Regions from separate parts of the Homo sapiens genome. Here region 2 is linked to region 1. The links are chromatin loops, found by intact Hi-C in ENCODE. Cell type or tissue: heart left ventricle. All regions are shown on one strand.

Evidence for each region. Peaks named below come from ENCODE experiments on the same cell type or tissue, not always from the same donor. Only the 100,000 strongest peaks of a DNase experiment are listed, where the experiment ranks them.
Region 2: it touches region 1 in a loop (1.9-fold over the local background); 8 of 110 quality-filtered maps call a loop at or near these places.

What each region holds. Positions count from the first base shown.
Region 1 is chr1:184,478,552-184,486,551 of GRCh38, reverse strand. All of the region lies in intron 2 of C1orf21 (chromosome 1 open reading frame 21), which reads right to left. Among named protein-coding and RNA genes, the nearest start is that of C1orf21, 96 kb to the right of the region's middle. In heart left ventricle, a CTCF peak has its summit at 3,111 (motif pointing right); DNase peaks (open chromatin) are centred at 2,221 and 4,321; H3K27ac peaks cover 4,642 bases.
Region 2 is chr1:184,617,443-184,625,442 of GRCh38, reverse strand. C1orf21 (chromosome 1 open reading frame 21) reads right to left here. Exons shown (of 6, transcript NM_030806.4): 6 at 1-5,925. The coding sequence ends at 5,887. The region is part of intron 2 of LOC107985236 (a long non-coding RNA gene); the gene reads left to right. Among named protein-coding and RNA genes, the nearest start is that of EDEM3, 130 kb to the left of the region's middle. In heart left ventricle, a CTCF peak has its summit at 3,111 (motif pointing left); a DNase peak (open chromatin) is centred at 3,102; H3K27ac peaks cover 3,962 bases.

The sequences.
Region 1 (8,000 bases):
AGAGTGAAGAGGTGGGGCCAGTCTACTCAGGCCCATCTACTATTTATAACAAGTGCTTCCATGCTAATTGTGCACTGGCCTTGTTCTGGACGCTCTCCTTATTAACTATGTGTTCCTCCTCAGAACTCCAAGTGGTGGATACCATTATTACCTCCATATTATAGATTTGGAAACAAATGCAGCTAAGTTATAAATCCAAAACAGCACAGGCAGTGGTGACACTGGAATCAAACCCCAGCTGGTAAGACAGAATTCACAACTACTCCATTCCATGCTCACATACACGCATGTTTCATTTTCCCTATTGAAATGAGCATCAGCATGGCCCAGGAACCACCTAAAAGGAAATAAAACTAACATATTTTGAGCACCTTCTCTGAGTCAGACACTGGGCTGAGCACTTTTACTTCAGAAGAATGCAGTTAAAAGCTCTGAGCCAAGGTCGACTGGCTTCTGTGATTCCATGAGCCCCATGTGCACTTCGAGCCATTAAGACCTTTCTGAGGCTCAGCTCAAGACATCAGGGAGTCTTCAAAGCCTAAACCCAAGACCATGTTCCTCACTTATCTTGACTTAAATTTCTCAGCTTTTATGACTATAATCTGGCCTATCACAAATCCGTCAAACACTTCTCCTGCCCTTAGGGCTCTTTACTGTCTCCTATGATTCACTAAAAACAGAAAAAGGGAAACATGATTTTCTCTCTCACCTTCGGGAAATAACAGCTTCAGAAGCCAACAGAAGCTTCCTTATGCCAGCAAAACAGCTACAGTAGAGGCAGCTAAAGTCTATCACTAAGCAGCACAGAGAGGAGCAAGGTGGCATTGCTCCTGTTCATTGGCCAAGCTGCCTCCCAATTCTGCCTCTCTGGTGGTCCCCCATGTACCCCTCTTTGCCCAAATCACCCCCTGACACACAAAAGGCTGAGTGTACACACCTAGTGCTCACTTAATGCATAGAGATTCCAAGCAGAAAATGAGGGCCACTGCCTCCATCAAACTCCTTTTCTCTTAGATCCAATAAAAACTAAAACTTGAAAGAGAAGGAAATTCTCACACTACCACTGCTACCTCTCAGTCACATAAATCAGCACTGTGCAATAGAAATATGTGAGTTATGTGTGTACTTTTAATGCTTCTAGTAGCCACATTAGATAAAAAGCAGCAGGTGAAATTCATCTTCATATATTTTATTTAACCTGATAGATCTAAAATATATCATTTAACATGTAATCAATAATTATTAATAAGCTATTTTATATTCTTTTTTCATATTAAATATTCATTTAATATGAAACTTAAAAGCTCATTTTACACTTACAGCACATCTCAATTAGGACTAGTCACGTTTCTCATGCTCAATAGCCACATGTGGCTCATGGGTACTGTGCTGGACTGCACTGACAAACATTATTCTCTCTGTTACTGTCCACAAACACAGGTATCTTTAATCCATCTTCGCTGAATGCAATCAAAAATTATGAGACATAAACAGTGAATTATGACTTTGCCTCCAAGTGCTTTTAATTTCTGAATAAATCTGATGTATTTTCTCATTTAATTTTCACCATAACCTTGTGAAATAGGTCTCACAGCATTTTAGATGAGTAATAGATTGGCATAACACCATCACACACACACACACACACACACACACACACACACACAGCCACAAGCATCTGTTATATGCTCTCATTTAGGTACACCCAAGGATCAGAACTTAACTGAAGCCACATAGCAATACAAAGTCCAAGTGAAAGAAAGCAGCCAAATTCTTGCTCGCTTTACTGCTGCTCAGTCTCACACCATCATTCCAGAAGAATTTACTGCAATAATCTAAGCCCCTCCATTTAAAGGGATGTTTATAAACATCAGGCTTAAGCCAAACTTGGCAGCAGTGCAGGCCACCTTAGTTATATGGGAGGGCTGGTTCAGTCAGTGCCCAACCTGATTCCTGAACAATCTCTCTGCCTCCAGCTCCTTGGCCATCTGGGAGCCCTCTGTCCTCTCAAGCCCATGCAGTTCCTGCCTTCGGGGAGCTAACCAGCTCACAAGAGAGATTAGACATATAAACAAATAAATCAAATAAACAAAAAGTATTCTGGGATGGCAGGAAAGAGATACCTTCTGAAGGTATTAGAGGAAGCTCTGTATAAAAGTTTATATTTGGAAAACAAGCAGGATTTAAAGACATGAAGTCGAGAAAACGGGCCCGTGCCAAGCAGAGGTCACCATGTACTGGAGGGCCTAGAGCAGCGAAGATGCAGGATAAGTTCACAAGGCTGCCTTGCTCAGTTGACTGAAGAAGGCGATCATGAAGGAACAGAGTACAAAACAAGGCTGCGCCTGTAATCTTAGCACTTTGGGAGGCCAAGGCGGGTGGATCACCTGAGGTTAAGAGTTCAAGACCAGCCTGGCCAAAATGGTGAAACCCTGTCTCTACTAAAAAAAAAATACAAAAATTAGCCGGGCGCGGTGGTGGGTGCCTGTAATCCCAGCTACTTGGGAGGCTGAGGCAAGAGAATTGCTTGAAGCCAGGAGACGGAGGTTGCAGTGAGCTGAGATCACGCCACTGCACTCCAGCCTGGGCGATGGAGTGAGATTCCATCTCAAAACACACATACACCCCCCACCCCCGCCCCACACACACACACAAAGGCAGCAAAGGTGGATATGAGCCACCTTCAGGTGCCTTGGATGTTCACTAAGGATTTGGGATTTATTGGCACAAACAGAAAGTTCTAGAGAAGATTTAATACCAACAGAGGAGTACTTTAAAAAGCTGATCTGATAGTGGTGCCAAAAAATGAAGAAGTAAAAACAGACCAAAAACAAGCAAAGGAACAAACAAGCAATAAAGGAGGTTAACAGGAGATTCCTCCTGAGGACACTGCAGTTCTTGGGGTGATGGGCTGTCACAGCCTAAACTACAGTGGTGGTAAGAAAAGCAATGCTAGGAGAGAGTGAGATTTATAGGATCTGGAAACTAACTGCAAAAGCCAAAAGTGACTCAAGTTTAAAGCCTACATTATTGAAACACTGGAAACAGAAAAAGCGCAGAAAAGGAAGTCAATATAACTGTAAGAGTTTCTCCCCACTTGGGGGCGGGCTGCAGGAGAGATCATGATCTCAAGCCTGACGTATTAATTTCCCTAATAAGGCCTAAATGTGTTCTATGCACCCACTTTAGTTGTCTAAGAGAATGACTGTTGAAAGAAATCCAATAAGCACTTGGCCTTCTAGAACTTGCTTAACCAGTTCATGATAACTTGAACCTGTTGGTCACTTACTTTTTGCAAGCTGGTCTTGGCAATCTGCTCAGCTGTCCTCTGAATGACCTCAGCAGATCTGCTGACCACTATTCACATCTGCCCTGACAACTGAGAGAAGGAAAATTCCAATCTGAAGATGAAACCTTCTGAAGTGGATCTGACCTCTGAAAGGGCCACAGTGTGTCAGGCAGAACTTTAGATCTGAAACTTTTTATGCTTCAACACTTAAAGTGAAAGAAAATATGTAAGTAAATATCACTGGTGAAGTTCCTTGTCAATGATTTCCTAAATTTTCTGAAATCTAGGAGTCAAGATGCCCATTTAGCATTTAATTCTGCATGGTGGAACATGCTACAGAAATTCTGTCACACACATTTGTTGTGGTGGAGCTCCTAAATAACCAAGACATCATGGCGCCCAAACTGCTTCAAAAAAATGGAAATTACCATTTGTATAAACACATTGGGCATCAAAGCTCCTGAGGATGTCTTCAGAAGCTTTGAAATTAAATTAACACCTTTAGGAAAAGGATCAAATGTGTGTGTACACACACTCAGAGACACATACTTCAGAGCCATCCCCAAATATGCCACCCTTCACAGACTTTGTCACATCTTCAACAACATGTGGTAATAACATTTAAAACATTTTAAATGTTTAGCTTTTAAAGCATAAATAAGGTCACTTTATTCGGTGAAAAACAGAGGGGTATTTTAGAAAGCAGAATATAATTGTCCAGGTTGAAATATATCCCAGTCATGGAGTCATAATTTCCTCTTGCAATGGGCGTTGGTCTCCAAAGACGGCTCCCAACAATTCCTCCTCTTTCTACGGGCACATTCTCAAGAGGTGGAGAGACTCTATTCCCTCAACTCTAGGCTGGTCTTATGACTTGCTTTCATCAACAGAAGGCAGCAAATGTAGCATTCTTGAACTTTCAAGCTCAGGTCCTAAGAGGCCTGGCAGCTTCCACTTTTTCTCTTGGAAGCCGGGCTGAAAAGTTTGGCTACCCAGCTGGAAAGAGTGGCCTTGTGGACAGAAGCCCAAATCCATCTGGGATAGCTGAGTTCAGCTGAGATCCCAGCTGTATGCAGCTGCATGACTGAGCCCGGGAGAGAACAACAGATGAACTCCAGCCATCCCCCAGAATCGTGAGGAATAATAAGCTGGTTATGTTTCAAGGTACTATGTTTGGGGTATTTGTTACACAATAAGAGACCACAGAAATAATGGGTTACAAATGGTTAAAAAGTGGGCCTATCACTATCACTCATCTGCCACCATCTGTGATCATTGTGGGATTTTGAAAACTTCTTCTCCTTGCGAATTAATTTAAGTGAAGAAACACAGACAAGACCTTAACTCGTCATATTTAAAATGTGATATTCAGTAATATCTAGGGTACTGGAACTGTCTTGACATTGGATTCTGGTAATTCTTCCCCCAGAGCCCTGCAGGGCTAGAAAAAGTATCTCCCTTGATTGGTGAAGTTCTCTCCCCATTGTATTCCTGCTGTATTTAACACAATCCCACAAACTTCCTAATATTTATGTTAGAGAGATTAACAAAATGATAGAATGCTGGAGTAAATAAAATTTCAATGTGGGTGTTGGGAGGATGAAGAAAATTTAGCAGAGGCCTTAAACGACGCTTTATGGCATGAACTACACAGAGGCACAGAGAGAGCAATGACCAGGTGGGCTTGGGGTAAACTGATTTTTAGCCCCAATCTTGACCCTCCCTGCACCTATACCCTTGCTGTAAATGCACTGTGGTCAGAGTGTGCTTTTTTGCCTAACTTTGGGCTCACTCATGTGACCTGCTTTGGCTAGTGGCATGTGGGTATGAGTGACAGTGTGCCAGCTCTAAGTCCAAGCTTCAGAGGCACCATATGTATCACTTGCACACTTGCCCTTCTGTGAAAGGAGATCATGCCCCCACTAGCTTGCTGGTCCCTGGAGAAAGATGAGAGATACATAGAGAAGTGTCACCACAGCTGACCCACCAATTCATAATCAAGAAAGAAACAGTTACTGTGGAATGCGACTGAGAGCTTCAAGTTGTCTTGTAACCAAGTATCCCCATTTTTCTAAGAGAGAGAGTTTTTTTTTAAGTTATTTCTTCTTTTCTCTTTCCTTCTTTTCCTCTGTTCCCATTTCCTACCTAGCTCTTCAGAAATGCAATCATAACCTTTACCTTCCCTTCACCAGACACTCACTACACTGGAAGCTTATCTAACTACGTGCTTACTTTGAAGCTCCAGGGCAGAAACTCTCTCCCACAAGGAGATTGCCTCAAGAGACAACAGTCAATTTGCAACCTAAAGTATGTCCCTGATGGAAGGCTCTCCCACCTGGAGAGTGTCTTGAGACAAAGGCCACTATACAACCTAGCTCTGCTTGTGATGCAGCCAGCTCGACCACCAGTAGATTAAGCACGAAAGCGAGTCACGCAGACCCCCAACTGCTCACTCCCTCCTCTGAATGCCATTCATGCCAAGTCCCCCTTTAAAAGTCCATGCTTTCTGCCCCAAAAGCAAAACAGTGCTCTTAAAGGCAGGAGCCTGTACCTCTTCCCCCAGGCTAAGCTATGGAATAAAGTCACTTTCTTTATGCCAGACCTCGCTCTTGTGAATTAGACTCTGCAAGTGGCAAGTGACTGAACCTGAGTTTGTTACAGTCTACGCAGCAATAGTTGACTAACACAAAGCTCCTTTATCAGATGCTAACATCTGCAAAATACACATGGTGCTTTAGAACAATAGAGTCTTCCTGGCTATACAAGTTGTGAAGGGATGGTTAAGTGGTCTCATTGCCAAGCAGAATGTAAGCACAACGTATTGAATATCACCAAATCTTGCTCTGACAATCTAAGGTTATCTTTTTAAAGACTGTCATTTGGTATTCGAAGTTCTCCATAATTTAACCCTAACTTAGTTTTCTAGCCAATTCTGTCCCATTTATAGTTTATGTTCCATTCATTAGTTCCATAAATTAGAATATTTATTATTCTTGAATAAGTCTTACATTACCTAGCTGTTCCTTTTCCAGTTTAGATTGAGACAGGTTTTGTTCTTTCAGTCCTTTAAGGCCAGGTTTGGATGTCATCTCTGTAAGAAATCTGCTCTGATTCTGCGGTTTAAGGCAGAGCATCTATCCCCTGACTGTTATCATGAGGTATGTCTTTTCCTCTTCGGGCATTTGGCTTATTCTACCTCGTAACACTTCCTTATCTTCTTACAAAGTCCTAGATGGCAAGGTTTATGGATTATTTACCTCTGTAATCTCCATGGCATTTAGCAAAAGGCCTTATACATAGGATACAGACCAATCAATACTTTTGTGCATTAAAGAATGAGGGCCGGGTGTGGTGGTTCATGCCTGTAATCCCCGCCCTTTGGGAGGCCACGGTGGGCAGATTGCTTGAGTCCAGGAGTTTTAGATCAGCCTGGGAAACATGGCAAAACCCTATCTCTATTAAAAATATAAAAAATTAGCCAGGTGTGAGCGCACGTGCCTGTAGTCCCAAAGCTACTCAGGGAGCTGAGGTGAGAGGATCACTTGAGCCCAGGAAGTCAAGGCAGCAGTGAACCCTGATCGCACCACTGCACTCCAGCCTAGGCCACAGAGCAAGACTGTCTCAAAAAAAAAAAAAAAAAAAAAAAAAAGACCTATGGGAGGCTGCACGGCATCAGGAAACAACATGGAGAAAGAAAGGTGGACTTTGGAGTCTGAGCAATCTGGATTCTAGCACTTCGTAGCTGGGTAACCTCGGACAAGTCCGTCTCTCTGTGTTCAGTTTCCAAGTATGTAAAATTTGCGTAGCACATATTTCACAAGATTGTTGTGAAAATTCAACATAAAAATGAATGTAAATGCCTTGCGATGTTTGACACATGGTGACGGCTCCATAAATGGTAGCTCTATTATAAAAATGATAATGACACAGGACATCAGGTAGAAGTTAAACAAATCCCTGATGTTAGATTATTTTCTCTTAAAAGTCAAGCGTTTCAGGATGACAGTAATGACTCTAGTTCCAATCAACTCTTTCCCTAAAAACTGTGGTTTCAGAGATCTGGACTGTAGTTTTATTAAGATGTTCATATATGTTACTCTTCTCCACAGTTCTCAATGCTATAGGTAGTTACCAGTAGAAACAAATTTGTTCCAGGCAATTAGTGCATCTCCTTGGAACAAAATGCAACAGTTTTCTTCCCAAACACACGAGTCCACTTTTAACTGTGGCTTAGCTCTTTCGTACCATTCCCAATTCTTCACCAGGAGACTAAAACAATCATTACAATGAACCAAAAGCTAGAGATTCTAAAAGTAGTAGAATTATTTGACAGTGACTGAATGATGCAGCTACAGTTATTTACACGTAAACATTATCTCAGTGAGGTTCTACAACATATCTCTATGATGTCCCTTACTAAGAGTTGAAGAAGTGTTTTTATAAATGAAAGCATCGTGCAAATGTCAAGTAGTAGGTATTATTGTTAAAATAATTCCACAAAAATTGCTTCATCTGCCTGGTACTAATTGAAATTTTGTTTATATATCCATACTTCAAAATAATCATCTAAGGGCCAATCTCAAGATCAGGCAAGCATAATAGCCTGTAAGTGGCCAGGTAATGTCAATGAGCAAACTGAACTCGGTGTGCATGCACCGGGGAAGCGTTAGCAGTTCACTGGAGGCCACAGCCTGGCTGCAGGGGCAATTGC
Region 2 (8,000 bases), 140 kb before region 1:
TTGAATGGAAAAACTGGCTTGAAATCTATTGCAAAACTTTCTTTGCTTGCTTGCCTGTCAAGAGAGAACAGTCCTTGAAGGTCTAGACTGAAATGCCAGGACACAGGGGCTATTCTCTCCCTTTAGAGTCAATGCCAAGAGGTCCCCCTAAGGCTGTAGAATTATTTTCAACTCTAGAGACCCTAAGGGACCTCTGCCTAAGTTTATGGTGTTCTTTATACTGCCTCTAAGTCTTACTCAATCAAATTCAAAGCCTTGGGCTAAAAATGGAAGCAAAGAAGGGCGAAATCAGGGTAGAGAGGGCAGACACTATCAGAATGAAGCCTTCAGTTTAGAGGTGAATCTTCCCGAAATACAGCAATTTCTGTGGTTCCCAAGTTGTAAGGGCCATTTCCCACATCATCTTGAAGGGACATGACAGCTGCCAGGTTAGAAAGAAGCAGGATCTTGGGGGCCAGATTTCAAAGGAAAACTGGATATGACAGCCCCTTTACACAAGGACATTGTTTTGGTTCCTTCGAGCAAAGTAAGTAAAGGTGGGAGCGGGTCCCGTCTAGGCAGCACCTTTAACAGTTGCTATGGAGACATGAGTCATCTTTAGAGGATGTGATTCAAGAAGCAAGAAGAGGAACTCTGAGGAGTTCTTGGGCTCTTCCGACCTTGGAACAAGTTATTTAAATGTCTATCCAAGTCATTACATGACTATCTAAAACATGTAAGGTCTCGAAAGAGATTTGCATCTAGTTTCAGTGCTTAAATGGACCTGGAAGATGCAGATCCCCAGTCCAAAGATGAAAAAGAGACATCAAACCCTAGCCCACAAGAAAGGATTTCAATGCAAGTCAGTGGTCCAGGCATTGCCTTTCCTCCATGCTTGGAGATCGGATTGTCCCAGACCCCCATGAAGGTCAAGACTTTTAACCTTAAAAAGATACAGTTTGTGATGAAACAACAAGACTTGGGAACCCAGGAAAGAAATCACAGCACTCGAAAGCCTGTTCTGGTTGCATCTGGTATCTAACTGCAGAAATACCAGGTTCCTTTTCCAGATGCTAGAAGGATTCCAAGGAGAGAAACGTGTGCCTAAATTCCCAAAGCCTTTTCCTCAGGGCACTGAAGTCCTACTGTTAGCCAGTGGCCTCCCCTGGTGTGTGTGCAGCTCAGATAGGGGAGGCCAAATAAAACACTCCCCATGAGGAAACCAAGCTGGTGAGAAGCCAGAGAGAGATTCTGGAAGGCAGATGCCCCCAGGGGTTGTTTTCACAGTGTTGCGAAGGGCATAGTCATAATAAAAAGAATTTGAAAAATACTTGAATGACATCTTTCCTTCTTTCAACATGGGCATTTATGTTGGATAGATGCATTCCACACTTAAGATCTATTATTTAGAACACGGGGGTAATAGATCTACTTCACAGGATTATCATGAGGATGACACAAAACAATTATAAAATGCCTAGCACAGTATCTGGCACAGAGTGAGTATAAATGACAAATATTAGCTCCTTTTTCCTCTTCTCCCAAGATTAGATTCCAGATAAGGTACAAGAGTCTCCTGAAAAACATGGCATAGCTTGTGAGTCCTAAGGTTTGTCCCAGAGGTATTCACTCATAAGCCTCATCTTTACCATAGTTTTTTGACCCCTTTCTAGAGACATACAAAAAGGTGACTGCCAAAGTCAAGGATACTATTCCCCCCTTGGAAAAATACATCCATTCATTGGCAAAAGGCAATTCATAGACCTCGTTCATGAAATTCCAAAAGGTTTATTGCAGGCACATGTGAGTGTGACAGCCGACTGCCTAACCCAGCCCCTCACAGGCACACTGGAGTCCAGGCATCCACCCATGACACCATGAGGCCAAAGTTCCTGCTTCGAGCCACCTTTTTATTATGCCCCTAAATACACATTCCCTCCCCACCAATCATGCCTTATTATTTTTTTTGGTTGGGGTTTTAAACAAGAAAAAGTCCAATCTCTGAGAGGTACGAAGACATAAAGCTCTGAGAATGCCTTCCAGCAGGGAAGTGTGGAAGGCAGATCTTATGTAAAATTATAGTGTGCAATCTAATATCCTTTTTCTTTAGGGGAGGCAGGAAGGAGAGAACTTTAGATACCAATTATTTTGCCTTTCATAAAGAACGTGTCAGAGTCCCGAAGTCTAAGATTCCAACTCAGTATTTTCTTGGATTAAGAATTTGAAAATATTTCTTCCTTTAAAACTCAACATGTTTAACAATGTTTCTTTTCTATGACTAGTAGAGATAGAACAATCTTAAATTCTTGCCCAGTGTCAAAGCAGGACTTGTAATCCACATGCCAACCTGCTTCACAGGCTATGAGGTAAAGTTTGTAAGAGGTATCATCTCTGTTTTTTAGCAGGCTTATGGAAGAGTCTTGCCCTAACAGAAAAACAGGGATGAGGCTGGGAAGAGGATAAAGTTATAGCAGGATAAAGTTATAAGAAGATAACAAAGCAGGATGACATCACATGGGACCAAGAAGGGGGCTGCATCATCCCTGGACCTGCTCCTGGGGGCTGTCGGATTGTGGGCGTGGCCGCTTTGGATGCCCAGGTGAGCCCTGACACAGAGGTGCTTCCTCACATTACAGTGAGGAGAGGATGGGGCCAGTACAAAGACTGAAGAACCAGCACTCCTCCTGGGTCCGTCTTTGCTAAGTTGAGTCATCCCAGCCCAGGCTCAGATGATGGGCACTGTGGACGGAGAGAGACCTGTCTTCCAGCAGGCTTCTGTGTGCGTGGCTGCTGCAGTTTCTGAGGGCTGACCCAGTTTTCTCATCTCTGGACTTTATACCTTCTTTGTCCCTAAATAGACCACAACACCACTCTGTGTTCTCTGCAAGCCTGGGGCTAGGAAGCATCGCTGAGGTAAAGGCCTTTTTTAAGGTTCTCTGCCAATAACAAACACGTCTTCAATTATGAGAGCAGTACTCCATGATCCTGAATCTCTGCCAACCAAAAGAAAGCTGTGCACACACTGCTGAACTTTTACAACTCTACAACTCAGAGGACATAAGGCATGTGTAAGCCAGCTGTAAATCTCGTTGACAGTCTTGCCCCACCCACTGGCCACTAGGCAGCTGGATTTCCAATTTCACCCCGGACACGGCCAGCCTATCAACCCTCTCTGCTTAATGCTCTCAGTTCATTTCTCATCATTTTTCTACCTCCACTCACCAGGCCACTTACCCTCCCTTCCTCCTTCCAGCTTCCTGAGCCCTACAGAGATAACAACTAGCAGAGTGCACCAGCACGTACATTGGATTATCCTTTTCATTGTGTCTGAGCCAATCTGCTTAATGTTCAGATACACGTGGGGAAAAAAAGGCAAAATATTTTTGTTTTAGATCCTTTCAGAAGGCACAAAAAAATAAAGTACAAACACGAATCACTTGACAATTTTATGATTAAAACCAACAAATGGAAAACAGACAGTGTTGGGTGTTGCTGACATAATCAAGCATTTCGTGCGGACCCACTCAACCACCCCATTTCTTGGATCTATTTCTGGATGTACCAAATGTGTCTGAAGATGAACTCACTTTCGCACATCAAAGATGTATCCAGTGTTAAACACCGGAGCCAGAACCCAGGTGAAAATCTGCTGGTTCAGGGCAACACCACTTCCGGCTTTATTAAACACTCAAAAGTCAGGTTCCCAAGAAACGCTTGGATCTATGCGCAAGTATAACATGTCAAAACTGTTAAATGTGACCATGAGAAAAATGACATGAGCATGTTTCATCTTTGGGTAGAGGGTGGTGGTTTTCTGGGAAGACACTGTCTGAGACACCGAGTAGAGAAGTCAAATGGAAGACGTTTAGCATGTGCTTAATTCTTGCTTGATAAGAACAAGAAATCCCGGAAAAGGTCACCCACAGAACGGTAAGCAAAGTCCCCAGTGAACAAGTTTGAGGTGGGGCTTAGCAGTTTGTTTACAGTTGTGGAAAACTGTTTTAGTCACTTGGCCAAAAACCATATGAGGGGAGGCAACCTGAAACCCTAGACTACTTGACTCTCCCTGCATTTTTCTGCTAGAAGCAGGATAAAAGGCCTAAAATTTTGGCTGCATCTCTATTTATGTAACAGCCACAGCTGCTCCCCAAAATAGCTGCTGTTGGCCAAAAGAATTACGGGATTTTGTTGCTAATATGTGAATCTATAGTCAATAGCACTCTGCTAAGTTTCCTTCCCTTCCCTTTTGCCGTCCCAGGTCTAAAAGGAGATAGGGAATCTCATTATTTGCACATCAATGGTGCCATCAGTTGGATGTGGATAGATTTTAAAATCGAGGCTCATCTTTTCGGCAAGAGCAAATTGACATAGAACATCTTAACTCTCCACCTTCTGCAGGCGGCAGTGTGGCTAATATTGAGGCCCTTCAAAGTCACAACTCCAAAAGAGAGGAACATACAGTGCTCCTGTGATTTTGTGGGACAAACCCAGACCCGGACTGCTGGCGTGGCATTTAATAGGATGCCCTCCCCTGAAAGTAACAAAGAGAACCCTCGTCAAAGCTATCAAACACATTAAAAAAATACAAAAGTTATTTTCTCCTTTTGATTGCTATTTACTTGTGACAATATTTGTTAAAAATATCACTTCTGTCTTTGAGAAGAGATCATTCTCTTCATATAGTATGGAAAAATAAACTCTGCTGAACACTCAGTCAACATTCCCCACCACTGCCAGGGGCTTTTGGCTTTCACATCTCCAAATACCATCATCAGCATAAAAGTATTATGTTTTTGAGTAGGCAAACACTTTTGCTATGTCTAGTGTGCTGGAAGTAAGAGAAAAAGGAAGTGGCAAGGCTCATGTAGCATTTTGAAGGGGGAGAGTTACAAAATAGGATGGTTTATTTGCTAACAAAATGAAAGGTAACAAGGTGGTTTCAGGCCTTCCTAAAAAGTCATAGGATGTCCCCTCACCTCTTAGACCACTTTCAGCCTTGCTAATGCTTGGTAGATTCTTAATGGAAGGGTAGGGAGCCCTATAGGCTAATTATCAGTGTCAATGCAAAGGAGGGCTCAACTTCTGCACCCAGGATCATCTTAAAACACTGAGCTGGATGAATGGGAGAAGACAAGGATCCATAAAAACAGTAAAATGTTTATTTTCTTAGAAAAAAAAGTGAGGAAGAGGGATTCAAAATGATTGTGATCACACTTCCATCTGCATCTGAGCAAAGCCAATGTTGCAAGCTTAATTCTTGATTAAGATACCTATTAAATCAAACAACCTGCCACTCACTCCTACGTCACTTCCAGGAGTCACATCACAGCATGCTTTTAATTGATAATAGCTTCTCTACTTCTTCTGAGCAGAGAAACAAGGCTTGGCATAGCAACCATCCCATCTCCAAAGCTCAACACTGCCAGTGAGAAGCAAGGCTCAGTCCATCTCTAGACTGCGTGCGAGAGATGGGGAGGAAGGAGAGAGGGCAGGAGATGCTTGTCTTAGAAGCAGAACCAGTTTAGAAGAGAAGTTTGTTATCTGAGTTCACCACTACCTCATCTTATAGAAAATAGGTTGGAGAGCATCTGTAAAACCAACAGTATCTTTAAGGTGAAATTGCAGAATTTTGCTGCATACCTGGACACAAGAGAAGTGAAAAGTTGCAACAAGTTTTAACTAGCAGCAACAAAGAAAGTTCGATAACAGTTTTTTTTGTTTGTTTTTAGCAATATTCCTTTGCAAGTTCATTAAGAAACACTGTAATTTAATGGGGCGTACAATATGGAACGATCTTCTTTTGCTATAGTGCTGTTCGCTGAATAGAACCGACCTTTGCAAAGATTTCAACTGGGGTGTAACCTATTTACACAGTAGTAGCTCCTGGTTTGAGTGGTAAAATTGGTGCTATGTGATATCCTCTTCTTCCGAACAGTAATCCCGACCCTTGGAGGGAAAAAGAAAAAAGAGCATGTGAATGAGAAATTCAAAGCAGAGCCTGAAATAGTTACTTGTAATCAATTTTCTCTCAATATATGTCTCCTTGCAACAGAATCCAGGCTTTGTCAGTGATAGCTGGCACAGGGGTAGCTACGTCATAAATACATGTTAGCCAATTTATAAGCTATATATACTTCAAGGCATGACAGTTTTACCAAGCCCCAAATAAGCCCTTACTTTATGTTGGTAAGAATTTATATTATAACAGCCATATTCAAGAGTCAGCCTTTCACTAAGAAATTACCAAATGGCCAATCCATTCAGGAGATCAATTTCTTATCAGGAAGAATGAACAAGCCACATTCTACAGCTACATCCCCGTGCCTGAAAATCAACATTCTACAGACAGCATACAATCCAGGGATGTCTGAGTTTAATTCACTCTAAAACGGATTACAAAAAACAACAAACAAGAATCCTTAAACACGCATAACAGGTCTGTGCTTGGTATGTGTGGGATGCACAAGAAAGGCAAAGATGCTTCTGATTCATTTGCTAACTAAAACAGGTTATCTGAAGCTCTAAGGACTATGTACAATGGTTATTTGTGAACATATTTTATCCTCTCTCCTCTAGGTCATAAACTCAATGAAGACATGATTGGGGCTGGGCTTTAAGGATCCACATTTAACCGAGCTGGCTTGTCTTGGTCAAAACACATGACTCTCTTGGTCTGTAACCCATCACAGGGCACCTGCCCTGCCTGTGTCCGATGTCATAGATAAGGGTTTTGTAAAAAGTCAGGTGTTATTATTATTTGTTTCCTTCAACTTTTTCTTTTTCTTTTAAAATACACACTACATGTTTCATTTTTCTTGGGGGGGGGGAATGTTCTTTTAAAAGCAGAACTTATTTCTAAAAGTACCAATACTTAACGATACTAATAATAATTTTGCATATAACTATTTCTCAGATGTATTACATGTTTTTTGGTCACATTATCTATATAACAGAAATATTTTACATTTTCCTAATATTTAAGCATTATCAAAATGGATTATTTTGTGCCACGTGGCTGGGTGCTAATCTTGACTCTGTGACTTCCTAGCTCTGGGATCCTGGTAAAATTACCTCTCTGTGTCTCAGTTTCTTCATCTGTAAAATGAAGAGAACAATAGTACCTATTTCACAGAATAGTTGAAGATTAAATGAGTTAATAGTAATAAAGTGATTAAATCATTTCTGGCACATACTTTTACACATGATGTATATGTGCCCATGCCCGTGTGTGTTTGGCAAATTACAAAATACTGCTGGCTGGACACGGTGGCTCACGCCTGTAATCCCGCACTTTGGGAGGCCGAGGCAGGTGGATCACCTGAGGTCAGGAATTTGAGGCCAGCCTGACCAACATGGTGAAACCCCATCTCTACTAAAAACACAAAAACTAGCTGGGCGTGGTGGCGGGCACCTGTAGTCCCAGCTATTTGGGAGGCTAAGGCAGGAGAATCGCTTGAACCTGGGAGGCAGAGATTGCAGTGAGCCAAGATCGCACCATTGCACTGCAGCCTGGGTGACAGAGTGAGACTCTATCTCAAAAAAAAAAAAAAAAAAAAAAACAACAACAACAAACTGCCACACAATGAAGTCTTCAGGCCTGTGGAAGCAGGTGGGGCTGCTCACTCCCATGCCAACTGGCCCCAGATTGCTTGCTCCCTTAGAATGGGATTCACCCCTTAGCATGTTTTGGTTTCCTCCATCATCAGATTGCTAACTCCCACCCCTACCGCTTGCAGAGTGTCTGAGTCCAGTGTCATCTCTAGGCTTGTTTTACTTGCTGCACAAAACCTCTCCTGAGCAGAGAAGCTGGGTAACCAGTCTTCCTGACATAAGGAGTGTGTACTTGCCAGTCATCCCATGGGCAGCCTCCCTGGTGACACTGCCCAAGCAGATGCCATCCCTAGCCTTGGCCCAGAACACTCAGGAGACATGCTCTGAGTCACACACTGGAGAGCTAGAAAGAACTTAAAGGTGCCTGGCCACTGGGGATTTATTTTTTAATCTGGGGAACAAGACACATA